Regions from separate parts of the Homo sapiens genome. Here region 2 is linked to region 1. A link is an interaction called in ENCODE POLR2A ChIA-PET data of the cell type or tissue named here. Cell type or tissue: MCF 10A. All regions are shown on one strand. Links, peaks and the distances in the headings refer to the core of each region. The heading gives the core; the rest is flanking DNA. Region 1 overlaps DPYD (dihydropyrimidine dehydrogenase). Region 2 overlaps DPYD (dihydropyrimidine dehydrogenase).

Evidence for each region. Peaks named below come from ENCODE experiments on the same cell type or tissue, not always from the same donor. Only the 100,000 strongest peaks of a DNase experiment are listed, where the experiment ranks them.
Region 2: POLR2A ChIA-PET joins it to region 1 with 8 read pairs; 1 of 35 experiments calls an interaction of 5 or more read pairs at or near these places.

Annotation. Positions count from the first base shown.
Region 1 is chr1:97,088,984-97,099,994 of GRCh38, forward strand. DPYD (dihydropyrimidine dehydrogenase) reads right to left here. Exons shown (of 23, transcript NM_000110.4): 21 at 9,506-9,649. It overlaps DPYD-AS1 (DPYD antisense RNA 1), which reads left to right and starts at 6,940. Exons shown (of 5, transcript NR_046590.1): 1 at 6,940-7,003. In MCF 10A, for the core only: no CTCF peak of the experiment used is centred there; a DNase peak (open chromatin) is centred at 5,528.
Region 2 is chr1:97,141,801-97,152,811 of GRCh38, forward strand. All of the region lies in intron 20 of DPYD (dihydropyrimidine dehydrogenase), which reads right to left. All of the region lies in intron 1 of DPYD-AS1 (DPYD antisense RNA 1), which reads left to right. Among named protein-coding and RNA genes, the nearest start is that of DPYD-AS1, 51 kb to the left of the region's middle. RefSeq lists an enhancer at 3,135-4,385. In MCF 10A, for the core only: no CTCF peak of the experiment used is centred there; DNase peaks (open chromatin) are centred at 2,921 and 3,931.

The DNA.
Region 1 (11,011 bases), core at 4,188-6,687:
AGTATCCAATATGGTCTTGCAGTTTTATCTGAGTACTCTTCTCTTTCCTTTCACAATTCAATTGAAATAATAAAGCACTCGATCAGGCTGACTGGTGTCCCGCCAACACTGTCTTGCCAGTCTTATGAGATGCAGTCCATCTCTTACTAGAAGCAGCAGGAAGAAGAGATGAAAACATCACTAGTGCCCCTAAACCATTCATTTTCCTACGCAGAAATTCAAAGACGTTAGAGATACATTCCCGGCTTCATAAAGAGAATGAGAATTCATTCTCATATATATCAACAGAAGTGGAAAGCATTCGGGGGACTTTATAAGTCTTGGCAGACTCTCAAGTCTCTGTTATATGCTGCCTGGGAATAAAGCACGTTTCTCATTTAACTGGGCCAAATGTGCACACTGTCACTTCAGTTCTCTCAGCGAGGAAACGAAACTGCCTCCTGTAGGAGGCATTGTCTGGTTTCTTTTCTCTAGCACAGGTGAACCTGTAGAATATGTCAGGAGCTTCTTCAGAAGGTCCTTGTTCATCTTTTAGAAGGAAATCTTTATACTCATTGCAGGAGGCCAGGTTTCTTTTTCTTCTTTTATCTCATTCTTTCCCATCAGCCTTCCAGTACTTCTTTTGATACCCTCTTCTTCCTCAGAATCTTTTTCTTTCTGTTTCCCTTATGGAATTGGTAGCTTCATAATATGGGCCATACGCATGGTAAATGCTATGCTATTATGCATTGGAAATGAAGATGTGGTGTTGATAAAAGGGAAATCATGCAGATGCCAGGCTGTCCCCAGGGCCCCAGATCATTCCCAGGGGTAGGACGGAGGGCCTCTGAGGCCATTTTGTTTGTTTTTTTTTTTTTTTTTTTTTTACTTTCAAGGGGCTAGGAGAATCAGGATGTATGTTGTCTAGCAAAGATTTCTGGTTCTCAAGGACTCTCTAGTCCCTGGATAACACTGGGCATAACCATGCTTGATGTTCAAATGAAATTCATAGCAGTTTAATCAGTTGATCCCATTGCTTTTTTATATTCTGTTATTAATACTGATTTATAAAACCCAGTTATTTTCCTCATTATTGCTTCTCAGTTCTGTGCTTTCTATGAATTCCAATTTAACAAAAGAATGAGTTTACCATTTTGATGTCACTATCTGCTTGATCCAGGGATTATGTATTGGATTTAAGGTCCCATGGCTGCAGGTTATTACAAGTATGTTTGAATACTGTGCTTTGCAAACATACTGATTTGCTTGAAATGCCACCTTCCTTTTCTTTCTTATTTCTATGTTTCATGAGAGACAGCAGAGGACAGTGCTTAAGGGCCCAAGGTTTAGAGCTACCCTTTGGAATCAAATCTTGGCTTTGATATCTTCCTAGCTGTGTGACCTTAGGAAAGTTATTTAACCTTTCTGTTTATCAATTGCTTACTCCATAATAGCACAGAGGGTTATTGTGAGGATTAAATGAGCTAATTCGCAAGCACGTAGTGATGCTTGAAACCTCATAAGTACTCAATAAATATTAGCTTTTATTATTAATTCTCTGCTTAATTAACACTAATTTATTAAACTCCATTTTAAATATCACCATCTCTGTGAAGCTTTCCACAATTACCCAAGGCAGAACTAATCCCTTTCACTCCTCTGTTTTCCCAGAGCATTTTGTACATATTTGATTGAACTGTAAATAATTTTTAACATGTGTCTTTCTCCCTTGCTAGACTATGAGCTCCATAAGGATAGACGTCTTTCTTTTTAAAATTCACGTTGTATTCCTAGTTTCTAGCACAATTTCTGGATTGCAGCAAGTGCATAATAAATATATGTTAGCACTACATCTCCATCGAGATTACAAACATCCTGAGCCTTGGACCATGCCGTGTCTGTTTTTTTGAATCTCCTGCAGTCCTTAGCACACTGCTGGTCACACAGCAAATACTAAATACATACTTGCTGATTGACTGATATTGAAACTGCCTACCTCTGAAGAAATAGACCATTAAGTCATTAAGGCATTTGAAAGGAAAAAAGAACAAAAGATGAGATCTACTGAGCATAGCTTGCTTAGAAATATTATTGTTGCATTCCCAACCAGGGAAGATGGGGTAGATCAGAAACTTGAATGCATGACTGAAAAACTTGTTCAGACAAGAGGGGCTTAGTTAACTTTGTGGGACACTGGGGTTCTTTCTACAGCAGATGGGGAATAATGTGCTGTGGAAGCTGAGAGGATAAACAAAGCAGTGTCATGGAGTTTAAACTATCGAACAGAGGAATCTATAAAGAGGCCAGCAGAGAGGAGGGAAGAAACAAGCTAAAATAAACAGATGGGTGGACAGAGAAAATATTAAGCATGAAAACAGATAACCCAGGTCCTCCAGGAAAAAGGGAAGTAGGAAAAATGGTATGTCAAGAAAGAAGAAACACTCTAGGGAAAACACTGAAGTAATCATGTAGCAGCAATTACATGGCGTGCCTGGGTGTGTGCTAAAAAACAGCAATAACAACCACAATAAAAGGACAAGAAGCAATGTCTGATTCATGTGCAGACAGAAAATGACTTTAAAGGGAATGTGGCCGTTAATATCAACGTGGACTGAAAAATCACACAGCCACATCATCTAGATGTGGTCTGAAATAATGGGCAAAATGGCAGGGACTTGTATAAAAATGACAATAACTGTGGCTCCTAGAATTTGAATAGAGCTGTGCTGTGTATAATACTTTCACACATATCTTTTCATTTAAAACAATGGAGTTGAGGCCTTCTGACATTATCCAGTATATATTTTCCCTCCTGCCAATCCCTTGCCTGGACTGTTACAATAGCTTCTAACTGGTCTCCTTGTTTCTGCCCTTGCCCCTCTAGCAAACTGTATCAACACTGCAGCCAGAAAGATCCTTTGCAAAAATAAGCCAGATCATATCAGTCTTCCTTTCTAAAAGCCTTACTGGTTTCCTGCCAAGGACTTTGCTATTTCAGGGTCTTTGCACTTTCTGTTCATTCTGAATGCAGTGTTCTTCCCCTGGATACCCACATCATTCATTCCCTCACTTTTTTAGGTGTTTGCCCATATGCCATTAAACAGGCAGGTGTTCCCTGGCCAGTCTCTCTAGTAATTTTTATTCTCCTAAGCTTGTTCTATTTTCTCCATTACACTTGTCACCATCTGACATATTATGTATTCATCTGTTTATTTGTCATTGTCTGTTTCTCCCTACTAAACTGTGAGCTCCATGAGAGCTGGGATTTTCACTACTGGATTGTGCCAATGACTGCTATAGTACCGGAACATAGTGGTTGCACATTAAAGATTATTGGACAAATTAAGAAACATACATGGATGAATTTGACAACTGTTGCCAACTAGAGGTGGAATTTCATTGATTGCATATGCGAGACAAAATGAAACAATACAAAGTATTGGTAAAACAATCGGTGCTTTCTGACCTTGTGGACCACTTTCCTATTCTTAAGACTTCCTTTTTGTATTTCTTCCACACTATCATTTTATTTTGGTTATCCTTCTCTTTCTTTGATCACTTCTTCACATTTGTTCCTCCAGAACTCCCTACTTCTTCATAGAGTATTAGGTTAAGTAAGAAATAAGAAAATACATGTGCAGCTTCTATCTTGGGTCTGGAACACAGTGGGCGTTGGAAATGTCAGCTCTTTCTCCTTTATATCCTCCAGCATAGGCCCATAATTCCTTTATCAATTTCAATACATTCAAATCTAAGTTTTTCATGCTACACCCCAAACTCCCCTCAAACCTAAAACACTAACATCAAAACCTTAACTCATTATCTTTTATTTTTCTTTATCTCTGTGGAACCATAAAAAAGCTGGACATCTTAGTCTTCTTATTATCAGCTCTTTACTATACCTATGCCTAATATAATGAGAATCACTGACTCTTGGAGGAAGAATTAACAAGACTTTATTAATTTCATCTCTGTTTCCATTACCATAGCCAATTACCAAATCCAGGACCACATTATGGCATACCTGAAATATTCTCAGTTCCCCATTCCCTTCTAATCTCTACTTAGTCTACAGGGCTCCTTAAATGTCACTTCCTCAAGGAGGCTTTCATTGGCCCCTTCAATCTAAATTAGGTCTCACTATGAAACAGATTCTATATATCTTGCATTTTTTCTATGTAGCTCATATCAAAAAATAATTTTATCTTGTTAGTGTGATTCCTTAATATCTGTCTCTTTCTATATTCTGTATGCTTTATGAGGACAGAAGCTGTGTATGTTTTATTTATTGCCCTGCAGAAGCTCAATTCCTAGTGCATTGCTTATCTCATGGTAGGTATGCAATAAAGATTTCCTGAAAAATACATAGGCTTCTTCAAAACTTCCAACTTTTTTGGCCTCCAGAGCTTTATGTATTTCTATTTTCATTCTTCAGTTCATTTTATTGGACAAAATGGAAATGAATAGTCATCTTAACGTGGATTTCTTTCAAACTGTTCATTTCAAATATTATAGCTAATAGTAACATTTATTTAGGACACATTTGGTGCAGGCACCATGCTAAAAGCACTTCACACATCATCTAATTTATAACTCTATGAGGCAGATACTTTTATTATTTCCATTTCACAGATTAGTTAGCTGAGGCAAGTTCATGCAGCTATGAAACGGCAATGCCATAGTTTGAACCTAGGCAGTGTGACAGAGTAGTCCCATGCCTAATTCAGGAAATTCTTTCACCATAAATATAATCTGTTAAAATTTTACAAACTTTGCTTTGTATTTCAATGAGGGCAATAGTTTCTGAAGACATTTTTATGGTCACTTTCTTTAAATATGTCTGCTTGTTAAAATGACACTGGGAAGTCCAAATTCAGCTTCATGACACGTCTCTCCTCTTATGCAAGATATCTTAATATATTGTTTAGACTCCTTTCCCTCTCTGCTTGCCAAAGATGTAGTTTCCTTAATCATGCCCTTTCTGGCAGCTTCAGCTATTCTCTCCCAAACATATGCAAGCATATGCAAGCCTGGATCGTTCTCATATAAACAAAACAATCTTTTCCTCTACTCGATTCCTCTTCTTATCCCTTTCCTACTGACCTTTCTCAAGTTACTGAAAGTGTATTCTGCACACTTTGTTGTTACTTTCTCAGTCTTCATTCATTCCTCAAATTATCACCTCCTGGATTCTACTTCTCATCATTCCATTGAAGCTGCTTCTTGGGTCAGGAAAAGCTAAAATGTGATGGGTCTGAAGGTTATGCTAAGGAGCTTACCTTAGGATTACGGTTACAATGGGGGAATTTTAAGCAAGGGATAAAACAAACAGTCCTACATTTTTAAAAGACTCCTTCATAATAGTTGGAGAATGGATTAGATAAGGAGGACAAAAGAAAGCAGGACAGTTAATATAATGTTTTAGAATTCCAGGAAAGAATACGTAAGCAACACACTGAGGCCTCAGCATTATGTAAAGAATGTAAGAGGAGGGAGATGTAAGAGATAAGAACAATAGTCATTGCTGACTAGCTTGTGAATAGGATGAGTAATAAGATGACATCCAGGCTGAACTGCAGCTTTTTGAGTTAGGTAAGATGGGGTTCATTGAGACAGAGGACTCAGGAGGAAGAGCAGGTTTGGAAGGAATGGGAATCAGTTTAGTTCTAAGTATGATGGCTACTGGGTTCCTTGGTCAGACGATGCAGGTGGAGGTGACCCCAAGATATGGTGACACAAGTCTGAAGTATAGAAAAGATGTCTCGGATGGAGAATAGTTGAGTCATTGTGTAGGAAACGTTTAGATTTATCATAAAGGAAGATTATACAGAGAGAAGGAAGCAGAGAGGTGAATACAGACACCAACATCATGTTCTTTCAATCCTTTTCTACTTTCCCCAACCTGTTCTTCAGCTTCCATCATATGAGACTACACGCTGCTCTCTGAACTCAGTGATTTTCTCAAGGCCCACCTTCCCCTACCTCTTCCATGAGGTTAATATCAGAAGGAAAAAGGAATCATATTAAACATATTTCAAAGTAAAGGATCAAAGCTACAGGACAAGAAATAATTTTGTTTTGTAGAAGTGTAAAAGGGGTATTTTAAGTTTGGTATTAATTAAATAAGGAGTTTAGAACCCAGAATTTTGAATTTAATTAGAAGTTTTCATTTATAAAGATTTAAAAATTGTTTATTATGGCACAAATAATTACTTACGGCATAAAACTTTTTTCTAGAGATTGACCATCCTTATTAGAACCTTGTCTAATTCATTTTTGATTTGTCCTTGAAAAGTTTTGGAAAACTTTGAGAGGTTGAAAATTTGAATATAAAGTAAATGATGCAATTTATGGTACATTTTTGTCACTGAATTATAATTTGAGAGATGAAAGGGATCCCTTTAAAATGCAAATATTGAGGTCTTGGAACAACTGTCTATTTGGAAAAAAATAAAGTTATAACTGTACATGATACTTTAGAGCCAAACAAATTTTAGAGAAATTGAAGTAAAATACAAATATTAAAATCCTAAAACAACTAGATGGGGTAAATACTGATATAATCTTATGGTAGAAAAGGTTAACCTAAGCAAACAAACGGCAAAAATCACAAAATGAGCCTTTGCTAGAGATGATTACACAAATTAAAGCTTCTGTGTGTGTATGTATATGTATATATATACATATATACACACACACAGTTTTATAGTATAATATAAATATAAATACACAGTTTTATATTTATAATACAGTTATTTGTTATAACAGATTTAATCTCTAATTTTCTAAAGAGATAACTGCATTTATAAAAACTGAAAATGCTTGCTTCCCCGAAAACCTCGCCACTATCAGCTACTATTTTGTTTTTTGACAGGGCACAGCATCTGCCTAGAAATGACAACAGGTGGAATGAGTATGGACATTCTGGGGAGAAGGCCAAGGTAGTGGAAAATCCACCAGACATTGAGAAAATCTACCACAGCTGCCCATTAAGATGTTGACACTGATAAGGTCTAAGATGCTGGTAAGATGGTATCTACAATGTCTTGAGGCTTATGTAACATGTAACACCAAGGACATTTCACTCTGGATAACCTCCAAAGTAAGACAACTTAGGAGAGGAACATAAACTTGCACTATTTTTAATAAGATGCCTTATTCCTCTTTGATACTTCAGAAATCTTTATCTACATCCAAGACTTCACAATTCTTTGGTTTAATTCTGACTTTGATTTTTTTTTGATTAATGATCTACAGGCTTTCATGCAACCACAGATTTTTTGTTTGCTCTGTTTTGTTTTTTGTCTAAGTTATCAATATTTAATATACAATCTCTGAAAGATTTGAGGGCTAGAAAAGGTAAAAATGCTTTCATAATCATATTGCACTTCTTTTATTTCAAATATAAATAATATCTTCCTTTAGAAATTTTTACACCTAAGGAAAAGATGCCTAGAGATGGAGATTTTACATTTAATTCAAATTGATTAAGAAGAGAGAGAAAGCTGGGAGAATTCCTATTGAGAGGTGAAGCCAGCTGGACTTCCTGGGTCCAGTGGGACTTGGAGAACTTTTCTTACAAGAGGATTGTAAAATGCACCAATCAGCACTCTGTAACTAGGATTGTAAAATGCATCAATCAGTGCTCTGTAAAAACATACCAATCAGCACTCTGTAAAATGCACAAATCAGTGCTCTGTAAAACGCACGAATCAGCAGGGTCCTAAAAGTAGCCAATCACAGGGAGGATTGAAAAAAGGGCACTCTGATAGGACAAAAACAGAATATGGGAGGGGACAATAAGGGAATAAAAGCTGGCCACCCCAACCAGCAGTGGCAACCTGCTGGGGTCCCTTTCCATGCTGTGGAAGCTTTGTTCTTTCGCTCTTCGGAATAAATCTTGCTGCTGCTCACTCTTTGGGTCCTTGCCACATTTAAGAGCTGTAACACTCACTGCGAAGGTCCACGGCTTCATTCTCGAAGTCAGCGAGACCATGAACCCCTGGGCAGGAACCAATTCCAGACACACTATATCTCCAAATCATATAGTAGTCATAGCCACACATTGGCAAAAAGGCTCGTGAAGGGCTGTAGGTTCTGGCCTTCGCATTCCATTAGTGTTCAGTTTGTTCAGTTCATACTTTTAGTGGCACAAAAATAATTTAACATGAACAACTCAAGAGACGATTTGGGGCTTTTATGCTGTTAAAAGTCCCAAATGTTCATTTTATTTAGAATGATGGCATTGAAGTGCTGGCACGCTTTGTGGTCAGCCACTCCCTTTGCCCTTTCGGAACTCTGTATTGCTGAAATTTTGGAACATTGAGTCTGGACCACTGTTTTTAGCATGAGATACATTTTTTTTTTCTTCATAGGTAGAAGGAATTTTTAAGGGTTCCAGTCTCCAGTTGACTGCTAAAGATGAATTTCAGTGAGGTCTACTTGAGAACACATAAAAGCAAGCTTTTCAGCTGATATTTCAAACAGAAAATGGAGATGTAGGAGTAGAGTGTCATCAAACACAGAAGAATGAATTTCAGTAACTGCAAACTACATTTTAGTGATGATGATTTCAGACAGAATGCCATCCAGTAACACCTCCATTTTTCTCATTATGACTGCTTGGAAACAATACTGTCTTGAGGGTGACAGAAAAAAAGAAGGCGTGGTTACAAAAGGGTTACCTGAGGAATCCTGGTGGTGATGTCACTGTTTTGCATCTTGACTGTGGTGGTGGATACATGAACCTCCATACATGACAAAATTGTACAGAACTAAATACAACACACACATAGAAGTAAAACTGGAAAAACTTGAATAGGATTGGTAGATTGTGTCTGTGTCAGTATGCTGGTTGTGTTATCATACTATAGTTTTGCAACATGCAAAACAGGTGAAACTGGATAAAGGGTACACAAGACCTCTCTGTATTATTTCTTACAACTACATGTGAATCTACATTTCTGTCAAAATGAAAAGTTTAAGGAAAAAAATCAAGAAAGGTAACACATACTCATAATTCTATCTTAGTGTAATTTTTGTTATTACCAGAAAATAATCTCCTGAGACCCAAATAAATGTCCAGGCTTTCCAGAGGCCAAACCAGAGAAAGTTTTTCCAAAACTTTCAAGTGATCACATTGATATTGATGTGCTTATTGATAATTGAGTTGTACTACATGACTAATACAAGATATCTTGGAGTTAATTATGTATTAAAATAATTTTTAAGTGACTATAAGAAAACTAGGAATTTCATCTTAATATCTCCTGATACATTTAATGTATATAAAAATTTCCATGACATGCATGCTTGCCAGTGTTCTAAAAAGTATAAAATATGCAAATAAAAAAGGTTATTTTATAATTTAAATGCAGTTTTCACCATGGACAGATGTTTTTAAAACTTTCATTATAATTCTAAAACCAAATTAGTGATACATTTAAGCAGTAAATAAACATTTTAACTATATTTGTATATTTAACCAGTAAAGTAGGCATACTTATATAGTTGGCATAATTTTTACCTTGATGGTAGGAATAGGCCTTTTGGGGATAAAACAGTTTCTCTTAAGTGGTGAAAAAGCTACATTTTGTTCTTTCAGTCTAATCTTGTTTTCTGCTATGATTTTCTTGCGCTGTTCCAGATAAGGTCCAAAACTTGGCAGTTTCTAAAAGGAAAACACACAAATAAGGAAGCATGTTAGCTCAGAGAAGAGAAAAATGGGAAGATATAAACATATAAATATTATCAACAAACAAATGTGTGTCTAGGGATTGTTTCATGTATACTGTAACTAGGTCTTCACTCATTGTTTTGGACCACTAGTCTTCTCGGTATCAGGTTCCGTTAATTATTAAAAAGAACACAACAGTACAATACTTTTACCAAATATGTATGTATTACATATACAAATGTTAATTAAAATACATTTCTAAATGGAAGAAAGTTCACAATGGCAAACCAAACCCATTCACATAAAACAACAGCTATTAGTTAAACCATTTGTTTGGTTTGTATAGACAGAAGGTGAAACCTATTGATGCTTTTTTCCCCTTCATCAGGTTTTTAGCATGATATAGACACAGTTGTAGTCCCTGACAAATGCTTTTGTCAATAGCAAAGGTACTTCGCCAAAGTTCTCATCTGTATCTCTATTTTATTGTGTTCAAATTCTTACTACATCTCTTTAAAGATTGTAACTAATGTTGATTGCAACTTACTGGAATAGCTGAAAAACAAAAATGGTAAAAATATTGATTTCTCTGTACAGAAAACAAATTTTATTTTGCATGGAGGCAAAAATAGAAATGAAAAGGAGAGGAAATATTACAGTGCTTAAACAAACTCCATCAGTATTCAAAATCACATCACGGAGCTTTAAATTTCAAGGTTATCCAATTGTACTTTACAAAGTTCATTTAGAAAGATACCTGGGCGTCATGGAAAAATGCTAAGTGGTTTCAAGTTAACACGAAAATGCCCTCATACCATTCATTATCCCACAATTATTTTCTCTTCACTTTGTCCTTCCCCTCTTCTAGAAACTTTGATCTTCACTTTTACTGACACATACTGCTGGTGATAGACATCACTGAATTCCAAATGTTTTGTGTCGGCCTGTAACCTGGAATTGGTAGGTCTCTTTCATAAGACTGCAAAAATACCCTCTCTCTCCTGCAGAATAAAGTCCATTTATCTAGCTGATGGAGGTTTGGAAAACTACAGCACTCGAAGGTCATCCTGATCTCTGACCTAGCAAGTATTTTGGTGAAAAATCACACTTGTTTCAAAACACTGGCCTCCACATTTCAGCTTGCATAACGCCCCAGGAAAATGAGTTCTCTGGTCCTCTAGAGACCTCAGTAGAGTAGGTAAGCTAAACTTAAACCATGTTCCAATTAAGCCGAACTGCAAACTGCAACTGTAATTCATGTTAGCAAAGAACATACTTATGTAGAAATATCTAAGATTGTTACTTCCATTATCAATTCATTATAATTATGTCAACAAGTCAAGTAAATGGAAACAA
Region 2 (11,011 bases), core at 2,905-5,404, 52 kb after region 1:
CAATAGATGCCCAGAGGCCTCTGTGTCGTGTTAACTGGATTCCATTTGAGGCATTACAGAACCCTCCGGGGTCAGGGGAGGAGTTACTGACTCCTTTGCCAAGTAGCCGCAGTACATATCCACAGCCTCCTACCAAAATCAGCATTCTGGGTATTCTAGAACCACACACGAAAACTGCTTAGGAACTCTCAAATCAAGTAGCAGGTCAAAGAACTCCTTTGATTGACTCTTTGTTAGGCTGTTTGGAGTAGGATGTACTAATTAGATTTGGAAGCACTCAAGGTTTATACTTTGAGCTTTATCCCCATAGAATGCAGAGAGAATAGAAATGTAAACCCTAGTAAAAATTAAAATAAATTAACAGAATCAATCTAGATAGTTCTTCAAGTCAACTTGCACTCAAAGAGTATTGGGCCTTTTATGGTGCAAATAATCATATTGTACATTAGGGATAAGTAAATCTATCTTCAGTTAGACTTTGGCAAGCATTTCTGCTTTTAAATGTGAAAAGCCAACTTGAAAATTCTGACAAATATATTTTATAGAAAACTTCATGTAACATTAGAAAAGAAAAAGAAACTAGTTTCCTTCATATGGTTCTACTACACATATAGAATTATAAATACATGCGAATCTCTCTTTTTCTCAAGGACCAAAGAAGAGAAATGAAAAGAAAAACAAGAAAAAAGAAACAAAAGATTCCAGAGATGTTGTCAGTCTCTTTCAAACAGCTCATTCTTTGGAAAGCATATCTCCGTCAGATTTCATTCTTCATACTTGTTTCACTTTCCTTCATCAGTAGTAGACTTAAAACACTGTTACTCTCTTTATAAAACTTTACATAATAATCTGTTATTTTTTTTTACAGAAAAATAGCAATTCCTCCTCAGCCATTCTTTGTTGGCTAAACTAATTTAATTTATTCTGTAAGCTAAATAATGCCAGCTCTTTATGCCCTTCCTGACTTTCCTGCTTGGCACTTGAATAGTCTTGATTCTTTTAAATTTGGTTCTTCTAAGATTTTCTGATGAAATTTGATGAAATATTTTGATGAAATATTTGATCAATAATTCTTTAGAGACTTATAGAAAACTTTCAAAAGCTATTGCTTTCATTTTTAGTTTTTCTCAGTATAAAATACATGTTCCTTAAAGAAAACTGAGGAAATATAGAAAAGAAAAAGAAAGAAAAATTACCAAGAATTTCTGCTTTCAGAAATGTCTGGTAATATATGGGTATTATCATAGCTTTTTTTTCCTGTCCACAAATGCATGCTTTTTTTAAATAACAAAAACAGGAATTATATTTAGATATAGCAAGGTTTCTTGTTTTTTTAACTTAATAACATGAGCATTTCTAAGGGCCATAATATACTATTTTTAATATTATTATGATTATTTTGAAAATAAGTCACTTTCATTCTACCAGGGATGTTTGGAACAAGGTGTGTTTTGGAATTCCTTCTTGCTAGAATGGCTATATTGGAATCCTGTAGGGCATCTTGACATCTGCTTTAGGCACACTGAAATGTTCAATGGCAAGAGTATTTAGGACTGAGAACATCTGACCACTCAGAGCAAATTATTTGAACTTCTAAGTGAATTAACCCACAAAAATGACTTGATAACCACTATCTAATGCTGATTGAGATATCGAAACCACTTGTCCACAGGTGGAAAGAGCCTCCAAGATAAGTGAATCTAGATTCCTGAGTAAGGAAATTTAGTATTACCCAGTGACTGTACCAATTAGATAGACCCTTCTACCTACAGACTCAGTGTCAACCTCTATAAAATAGTAAATATAATCCTCACCTCTTTTCACACAGGAGTTTCTTAGAATTTAAGTTTGGCAAACACTATAAAAAATAGCTCTGAGTCACAAGAAATTGCCATATTGCCAGGCTACTTAGCTATTTATTACCTCACACTTTTAGTGTCTGAGGTGAGTCAACTTTAAACAAAAAAGCATTTTGAAAATGGATTTTACAGCCCATCTTCGTAAGGCCATTTCTTATATCTCATCTTTCAAATTTCATTTGACCAGAATTTGGGCAAAGAGAATTATTCTTAATACATTTGTAACGGCTGCTTTTATGTGTCATCAAGAAGAGTTGTTCACCAGCCAATGGTAACTGACTCTTCTGACTCTTTATCCCCAGTTACAGACCTTCCGAACAAGGAAATTATTATTCTTGCCATGATTCTCTGGTCATCAAACCCTGCTATGCATCACCATGAAACAAATATCAAATAAAGGATAAGTCTCAGGAAAACCCCAGAACTGGATTTCAATGCTCAGATCCTGAAAAAGTATTCTCTGATTTTAAGACATTTGCTGATTCAAGTGACTTTTTAAAGCAAAAAGACAACAAATGGGTACGCTTCCTTAATGCAGAGACATAGGCAAATGCCTTTCTTTCAGCTTTACGCAAAGATAGAAGAAGAATCTCTTACATTCTGGGCAACCATCTGGAACTCTATTAATTGGTGTATGAAGCAAGCTAAACTATAAGCTCAGATGTAACATGAAACAAATATACTCAATTAATGGAAGGTAAAATTACAGTCCCCAAATGGAAAGAACTACAAGTTCTCTGGTCATTCTACACGAAAAGTTCATTTTGACATTTCAGTTATATTAACAATCTGTTCCTGCTTTGGTGGTCTGGAAAGAATGAACAGCAATATTCATAATCTCTACTATCAACTTTGCTAAATTTTTTCCCCAAAGACCATCTTTATTACCCTGTAACTTTCACTACTTGAAGTGTTCCCATTTCTACAATAAATAGATTAAAATCAACAGAGAAAAGCTTCAAAAAGTGACAGGGTTGTTGGAATTTTTCTTGGGATTGTTATGACTCCTTCTTTATACACAGGTCATCTGAGTCATAATGAAACACCAACTATTCAGAGTCACATGCTGTGCTTTGTGCTTTTGGTTGATCAGAAAAGCAGTGAACTTGATCCCATCACTATAATCTGATGCAGCAAGGAAGAGTGATAACAATTATTCTTAGCTGATTTATTTTTTTCTTACAAATCACTTTCTTATGCACACAGAACTGCCAAAATGGCATCAGTTCTCTCACTAAATCTTGCAAATAAAACAGTATACCTTTCAACGTGGTGGCTGAGATTGTGTGATGTGGAGAAAAGGAAGATATGCAGAGATGTTAGCATGGCCACAGGGTGATGGTGGTGGTGGTGCTGGGGCAAGTGTGCACTACTAATAGGAGAAGATGTCAAAAAAAATGAAGCATAATAATAGTGCAATTTATCCTTGCTAAACGTACTGCAGTGTGCTATAATTAAATATGAAAACCTAAATTTATCTCTATGTTCGGTTGTCATTAATTTAACAGGGAGTGCACATGTTCTAATCTAATGGTTGATTTTTTTTCTCCATGTGCAGCATATTAAAATGTATATTAGCCTCAAGGTGCATAAACACAAAATAATAGACCAAAGGTTTTGGCCTGTGGAGAAAAAAAATCCATGCTCAAAGGCCGTCAAGTAGCTGTGATGCAGGGGAGACACTCACTTAGCCTCATTAAGCCAAAGCTCTCTTTTGCTTGTCTTTTGTTCTGCATGACAGCAGCCTCTTTGTTGTATAATAATTCATTCCAAGTTCGTTCCAAGCTACCGAAACTGGTGAACTGTGGCCATTTTAATGAGAAGTATTGGTGGTATGCATAATCTGGAAGCCACGTGGGCCAGACAATCACAGAGCACTGCAGCCAGCAAAATGAGATATTGTCGAAATCACAAATTTGTCAAGTTGTTTTTGGACAGGGTATTATAATAAGCACTAAAATATGCATCCTATTACTCTGCATCTGCCAGTCAAAGATCACTGTAATGAATGCGTGCTGCAGGGTATAACCAGGCCGTTTTCCTAAGTAAAACAAACCACAGAGTACAGAAAAGAATTGTGTGGGTTTTTTTTTTTTTTTTTGGCATTGTTTGACTTTTTTTTTTTTCCTAATCCTTTTGCACCAGGAGTCAGGTTCTCCTGGCATGGTGTCCACTGCTAGCAGTGAATACACAGGCCCTGCTGGTGCCAGGGAGTTAACATGAATACATTGCTTTTTTAATAGGTGTGCTTACCATCTGAGAATACAAAACCTCAAACTCAAGGCTTCAATTGAGTCTACTGAAGAATTCCTGGGAGAGAAAAGGGAAAAAGGAGGAGAAAAAAATATCTCTCCCAATGATCCTAAGCCTTATGTTTTATCCTTTTCTACTTCAAATGGCTTAGCCTTTGGGACTTGTTTTGTTGTTTGTTTTTCTGTTTGTTTATTTTTGCTTTTTTGTCTGTCTGTTGATTTATTTGCTTTTTAGATGAACCTAAAGCTTTGGGAAGAAATGGGTGAGATGCTAATCTATCCCAGTTCTATAATATTAATAGTTTGTATAAGAAAACTAATACAATGTTGACAAGTAGAGAGAGTATTTTCACTTGCCCATAAAAATGGTCCTTAGGGAGAGTGACCATATACTTTCTCATCTAAACCAGAACTCTTTTGAGAGTGAAGGGAAGATATTATCGATAATTACAGGCACAAAAAGCAAGACTGTCAGAGACAAACTGGCCTATATGATCATCCCAACCATAAGCTCTTGAATTGGCAAATGTAAAGGAAGCACACCATGTCCAAAGGCCATACAATACATCCTGTTATTCTGGGCAGTCTCTATGAAACATTCAGGGTTATTTGTTTGTTTGTTTGTCTGTTCTGTTTTCAGCCAATGGACTTTCCATAAGGTCTGGATGGAAATAAAATGATTGTTAAATCTAAGAATACGGAGAATACTCTTCCATTCTTTTCTAGCCATTTTTTAAACCTTACGGAACCTTTTTTGTGTGTGTGATCAGGAGGCATGATGTGAGACAGAGACATATAAAAGTATGGTCCATATGGTATTTATAATTGGGGCTGCAGTAGAAAGATGGGTAAAACCAAGTACAATTACTCAAATAAATGTGGATTTGGATGGTAAATATGAATATATGTATAAAATAGATGCTTTCTTAGTTTAGAGGAGATAAATATATCCAGTGGGAAAAATAAACAAAGCTTCCTGGGGTAGGTGAGAATTAGTAGAATTTCAATGGCAAGGAAAATAAAGAGTCAGAAGAACTGCATGCCATGAGCCAATGTATTGAGGCTGTTATAGGAAGGAGGAGAGCATGTTTGAAAACCACTTTACTGAAAGATAATTTACATGGAAGGAAGTAACAAAAGTAAGACTGACAAAATAGGCCAGGTGCAGTGGCTCACGCCTGTAATCCCAGCACTTTGGGAGGCCGAGGCCAGTGGACCATGAGGTCAAGAGATGGAGACCATCCTGGCCAACATGGTGAAACGCTGTCTCTTCTGAAACTACAAAAATTAGCTGGGCATGGGGGCATGCTCGTAGTCCCAGCTACTCAGGAGGCTGAGGCAGGAGAAGAATCGCCTGAACTCAGGAGGCAGAGATTGCAGTGAGCTGAGATCGCGCCACTGACTCCAGCCTGGTGACAGAGTGAGACTCTGTCTCAAAAAACAAACAAACAAACAAACGAACAAACAAACAAAAAACTGGCAAAATAGGTTGCAGGGAGATCACAAACAGCCTTGAATGCCAGATGAAAGAATCCCTTACATTTGTTGGTCAAGAAGTATCACTGAATGCTCTGAATCAGAAAATAAGCTTTGGAAAAAATAAACTGGCAGTGATATGTAAAGGGTCTGGAGAAGGAGAAGCTGGGAGAAGAAAGTCTACAGTTATAGCGCAGAAGAGTGGTCCTAAAAGCCTAAACCAGGATATTGATATTTGAGATAAAGATAAGACTATCCAAAATGCTCCTTCCTTTTCCTAAATATCCCAACTGTAAGACTTACACATATTTCTCAAGTTGTATAAAATCTTCTCAATGTCCTCTACGTCCTTAGCCCATCAGTCCATCTTATTTTCATGTTAAACTCTTCTGTGCATCATGTCAGGCTCAGTGATTGTGGAGCGAGTAATAGCTCTCTTTTACTGTACTTTGAGAATGGGTAGAATCAAGAGGGTGAGTGCAATATTGGTTTATACAACTTGGTATAGCCTAAGTTGGTAAGCATTTTCTTTTACCCTAAGTTACAAAGTGTGTGCACTTTGGATAGATACATGACTACTTTATTGTAGAGGCACAGGTTTGAGAAGGGAGATAAGTGCAAGGCAAACCAGATCCCTGAGTAGGTCTCGGGAGATATAAGCTAGAAACTCTGCCCACAGCCTGAATTATGGAAGCCTGCAACTGTAACAAATGTCCTGGGATGAAATGTCTGGAGCCTTAAGCTGTCATGCATGACAAGAACAGCTCTTTAGTGCCAGAGGTCTCTGTCTCTGGGGCACTGGTATATCCCTCCATTGCCCATGTGTTCTTCTGTTTGGTGTATGTGTAGGGTGTGTGTGTGTGTGTGGGGGGGGTGTGTGTGTTCTTTTGGGATATCTGCTTTGAAATTTCATCATCAAACTAGGCTTTTCCCTGATGAAAGTTCCATACTATAGAGAAAACATCCACATTTGCTTGCAGTTTGTGCAGCTTAAACTGAAGACAGATGTCTTGTGCAGCAACCACAATATTTTCATTTATCTCTTAATAGATTTCCATCTAGGAATCAAAAGTCTGATTTTATTTTTCAACTCTGATGATGAATACTAAGAATTATTTTAATTATAGATCTATTTCATTCTGCAGGAAATAAGGAGAGGCATTTTGAAGTTTTTTTCTTTAAAGACCTCAATAATATTTATCTTCTAAATGGGATTTTCATACATACCATGACAATCTTATGGATTACTACATATTGGGAGATACCTACTATGGAATCCCTGGCAATATCTAGTTTTAATTAAAATGAAATGTCATAATAATGTCATCCCACATTCTGGTGTCACGACAAACATCTTTGAACTCCTGTGATTAAATAAGCAGAAACACTTGATAAAACTTCTAATGATTCTTCTAAAGAAACGAAAAATCTTACAGTTCATTGTTTGTATCTCCTTTACAAGTATATCCTTTCTTGTATTATAGCTATTTAGATCTTAACTTTCAACTCAGTTATAAGCTCTTAATAGAAAATACCTGCATCACTCTAAGTTTACAACAGAGTCTTTTGTACGCTTTGGGCTTGATAGATATTAATGAAATGGAAAGGTAAAGGTAAATGTTTCACGCCCTTTGGAATTAATCTCTATTGTACATACATAACATGCAGATGCACTAACAGAAGATGACAAAAATTAGCAATCTTTTGAAAACTAGTATTTACTAAATGGATGTAATATGTGTTGATTATCATAAGTTAGGATTGAGTAAACAATTAAAATGCTCTACTTGGACCAAATTGAAAGCCCATATTACTGGCAATCTGATACAGAATTATAGCTGTGTTTCACTTGTGAAATAGAGATAACTTTTTTTATTTTTTTGTAACAGAGTCTCGCTCTGTCACCCACGCTGGAGTGCAGTGGCATGATCTTGGCTCACTGCAAACTCTGCCTCCTGGGTTCAAGTGGATTCTCCTGCCTCAACATCCCAAGTAGCTGGGATTACAGGCATGCACTGCCACGCCCAGCTAATTTTTGTATTTTTAGTAGAGACAGGGTTTCACCATGTTGGCCAGGCTGGCCTCAAACTCCTGACCTCAGGTGATCTGCCCATCTCAGCCTCCCAAAGTGCTAGGATTACAAGCCTGACTCACCGCGTCCAGCTGATAACTTTTGTCTTTCTCCAGTGTCATTATCCTAGTTTATAACATCATCTTGCAACTCGATTTCTATAGTAGACAGTATTAGCTACATAATTTGGGGACCCAATGAAAAGTAAAAATCCAAGCCTCCCAGTTTAAAAATTATTATGAATTTCAAGATGGAGTTGTCAGAGCATTAATCCAAGAGCAGGACCTTCTGAGAGGGAAGCTTTGTGCTATGGCACAGATTGCATACCCACAAAGCCAATTCTGCTAACCACCTCATAATGATGTCTGTAACTTCATTGCATCACATTTCCTATATATTTTCACATAGTAACATTACGATGTATTTGTATATTTTCACCATTTCTGTGTAAAACCATTTGGCAGTTTCCCTTTGCACATTTAATAAAATCCAAATTCTTTGTCATGGTCAACGAGCCTCCACATAATGTGGCCATTGTCAACCTTTCTAATACCATGTGGCGTTACTTCCTCTTTTTTTCTCTAACTTGTGCCACAAAGGCCGTCCTTCAGGTTTTTGCACACCTTCACAAATGCTACTCTCACCAGTGGAACGCTGTTCCCTGGCTCCTCATCCTTCACATATCATTCCAAATATCTCTTTCTCACAGAACGCTTCCCTGATACCCAAATTAAAGTAGCTCCACATTCTCTATTTTTCTTCTAAGCATGCCTTTTCCTCCTGCAAATGTTTAGTACACACTGTATCTTAAAAAAAAAAAACTAAAATAGTTTCTGTCCATGATTAGCTTGTAATCTCCAAGAGAACAAGGACCAGTCTCTCTTCTTCGCTACAGTATGACAATGTTTAGCACATTGCCTACTTCACAGTAGGTGCTTAATAAACATTTGCTGGATGGATGAATAAATGAATGAATGAAAGCACCATTCAAATGTTCAAGAACATTTTTCTCACTATTACTATTATTTTCACGTAGGTAAAATATAATTTGCTTGGGCAACCAGAACTATAATAAGCTCACCCAGGCATTTTCTTGTGGGCACTGGGCTCTCTCTGGGTTCTCCTCTGAAGAAGCCCTCTTCTCAGATATACTGTATATATGAATATTTATTTCTCTTATACAAAAGAGGACCTCAGAGCTAGGTACATCACTGCATCATCTGCTTTCATGACTTCTGGATGGAGTGAGACATGCTTCTTTCTAGGTCCTTCTCTTTTCCATTTTCTATTTTACTTAAAGAGAAGGAGCTGTTAACATATTGAAACTAACCATCCTGTTCTTCTTTAGCTTCAAATAGAACTAAGGCTGTTTATAAGAAACTACACACAAATAGAATATATTGCATCTTCCTGGAATTCTAGTACATTATAATGACAAATGTTTTTCATTGCAATATTCATTGCATTATGTTCAATTGTTTTTGTTGTTGGTCTGGAAACACCAGAAGTGTAATTACTAGCTTTGATAAAGTAATAAAGTCAATGGAATAAACTATGCTTGGATTATGGCCTCTTGTTATAAGATAAGCAAAGCTAAGTCAATACCCAATAAAAATTAATACTGATATCAAATCCAGCTATCTTATGTTCAAAATGAGAAATCATTACCTTCTCGTAACATTCTTCTATGAAATGTGTTCCTTTTAAAACATTAAAACTGTAGAAACATTAAAATACTTTACATATATTTACATATACCTTACTGTATTTGAGAACATATATAGAGATTATACAGATATAATCGTACATATATATGAGCTCTTTTGATTCTTTACAACAGTGCTGTGAAGTCAACTGGGAAGACTGAATTATCTCCAGTCTCTAGATGAGAAAATCAAGAATCAGAAAGATTATCTGGGGCTGGGTGCAGTGGGGCTGGGTGCAGTGGCTCATGCCTGTAATCCCAGCACTTTGGGAGGCCGAGGCAGGCAGATCACCTGAGGTCAGGAGTTCGAGACCAACCTGGTCAACATGGTGAAATCCCCGTCTCTACTAAAAATACAAAAATTAGCCAGGCATGGTGGTGGGCGCCTGTAATCCCAGCTACTCGGCAGGCTGAGGCAGGACAATCGATTGAACCTGGGAGGCGGAATTTGCAGTGAGCCGAGATTGTGCCATTGCACTCCAGCCTGGGCTACAAGAGTGAAAGTCTGTCTCAAAAATAAAAAAATAAAAAAATAAAAAAATTAAAAAATGAAAGAAAAGAAGAGAAAAAGAAAGATTATCTGGTACTATGCAATCAGCTATTAATACAGACAGAATCCAAATCTTCAAATCCCTGTTCTTTCAATTTTACTGTTAATATGTTCCAAAATGCATTTTAAATTAAAAACATACTAATGGTCATACTCTACTATTCCATAGAAGAATTTAAAAATGGAAAGTTATTCATGGAACAGTTTTGAAGTAGTATATTATCTGAATTTGTCTAGTATATTTTATTAAGCTCTCTTCAGCCTGTCCTCATCAAAAATAAGTATTACATTAACATTACAGTTATTTAAAAATTAACCTTTTCTAGGCTGGTTTAATTTTATGGATAATGTATTAATCAACATGGCTTGAAGTTTCCTATCAAAATGCAGTCAAGGCCATTTACACTACTATTTTCAGGAATCTCCTTCTGCTACCTTTGTAAAGCATTTACTTCATAGGAAGCATTTCAAACACTACTAGTGGAAAAATACACTAGGCAATTATAGCCAAAGTTTCTACGGATGTGGCTAATTTATTTCCTGGTTTAAACCATATCTAAACGAGATTTAAGAGTTCAAGAGCTGGGAATGAATGGACAATTGGGTTATTTTGTATTCTGTGGAGTGAGATTTGCAGTCAATGTCAGTATTAAATCTAGGTGTAAAATGCAAAGGTGCGAAGTTTGAATGATGCCTCCACTTTGTTAGGTGATGGCTGAATCACATACACACACACACACACACACACACACACACACTTACATAAACACATTGAATATATACACAAATACATGCAGATATAGTTAATATCTATAAATATATCTATTAAATTATAATATTAATGTCACGTAAAAATACACAGATACCCATATTTAATAATTTTTAAAATATACCATATATAGTACTTATATCTATTGTATATAACATATATATGCAAGGCACACATGTAGATATTGCTGTATATATTCTGTAGACTAATATATTGATATATATAATTATCATATTTATACAATATTATCATCATCAATGTTTTCATCAAGTTGTCACTCTCTCAGGTATAGCATACCTGAGAACTGAATACTTTTCAAGTTTATGTTT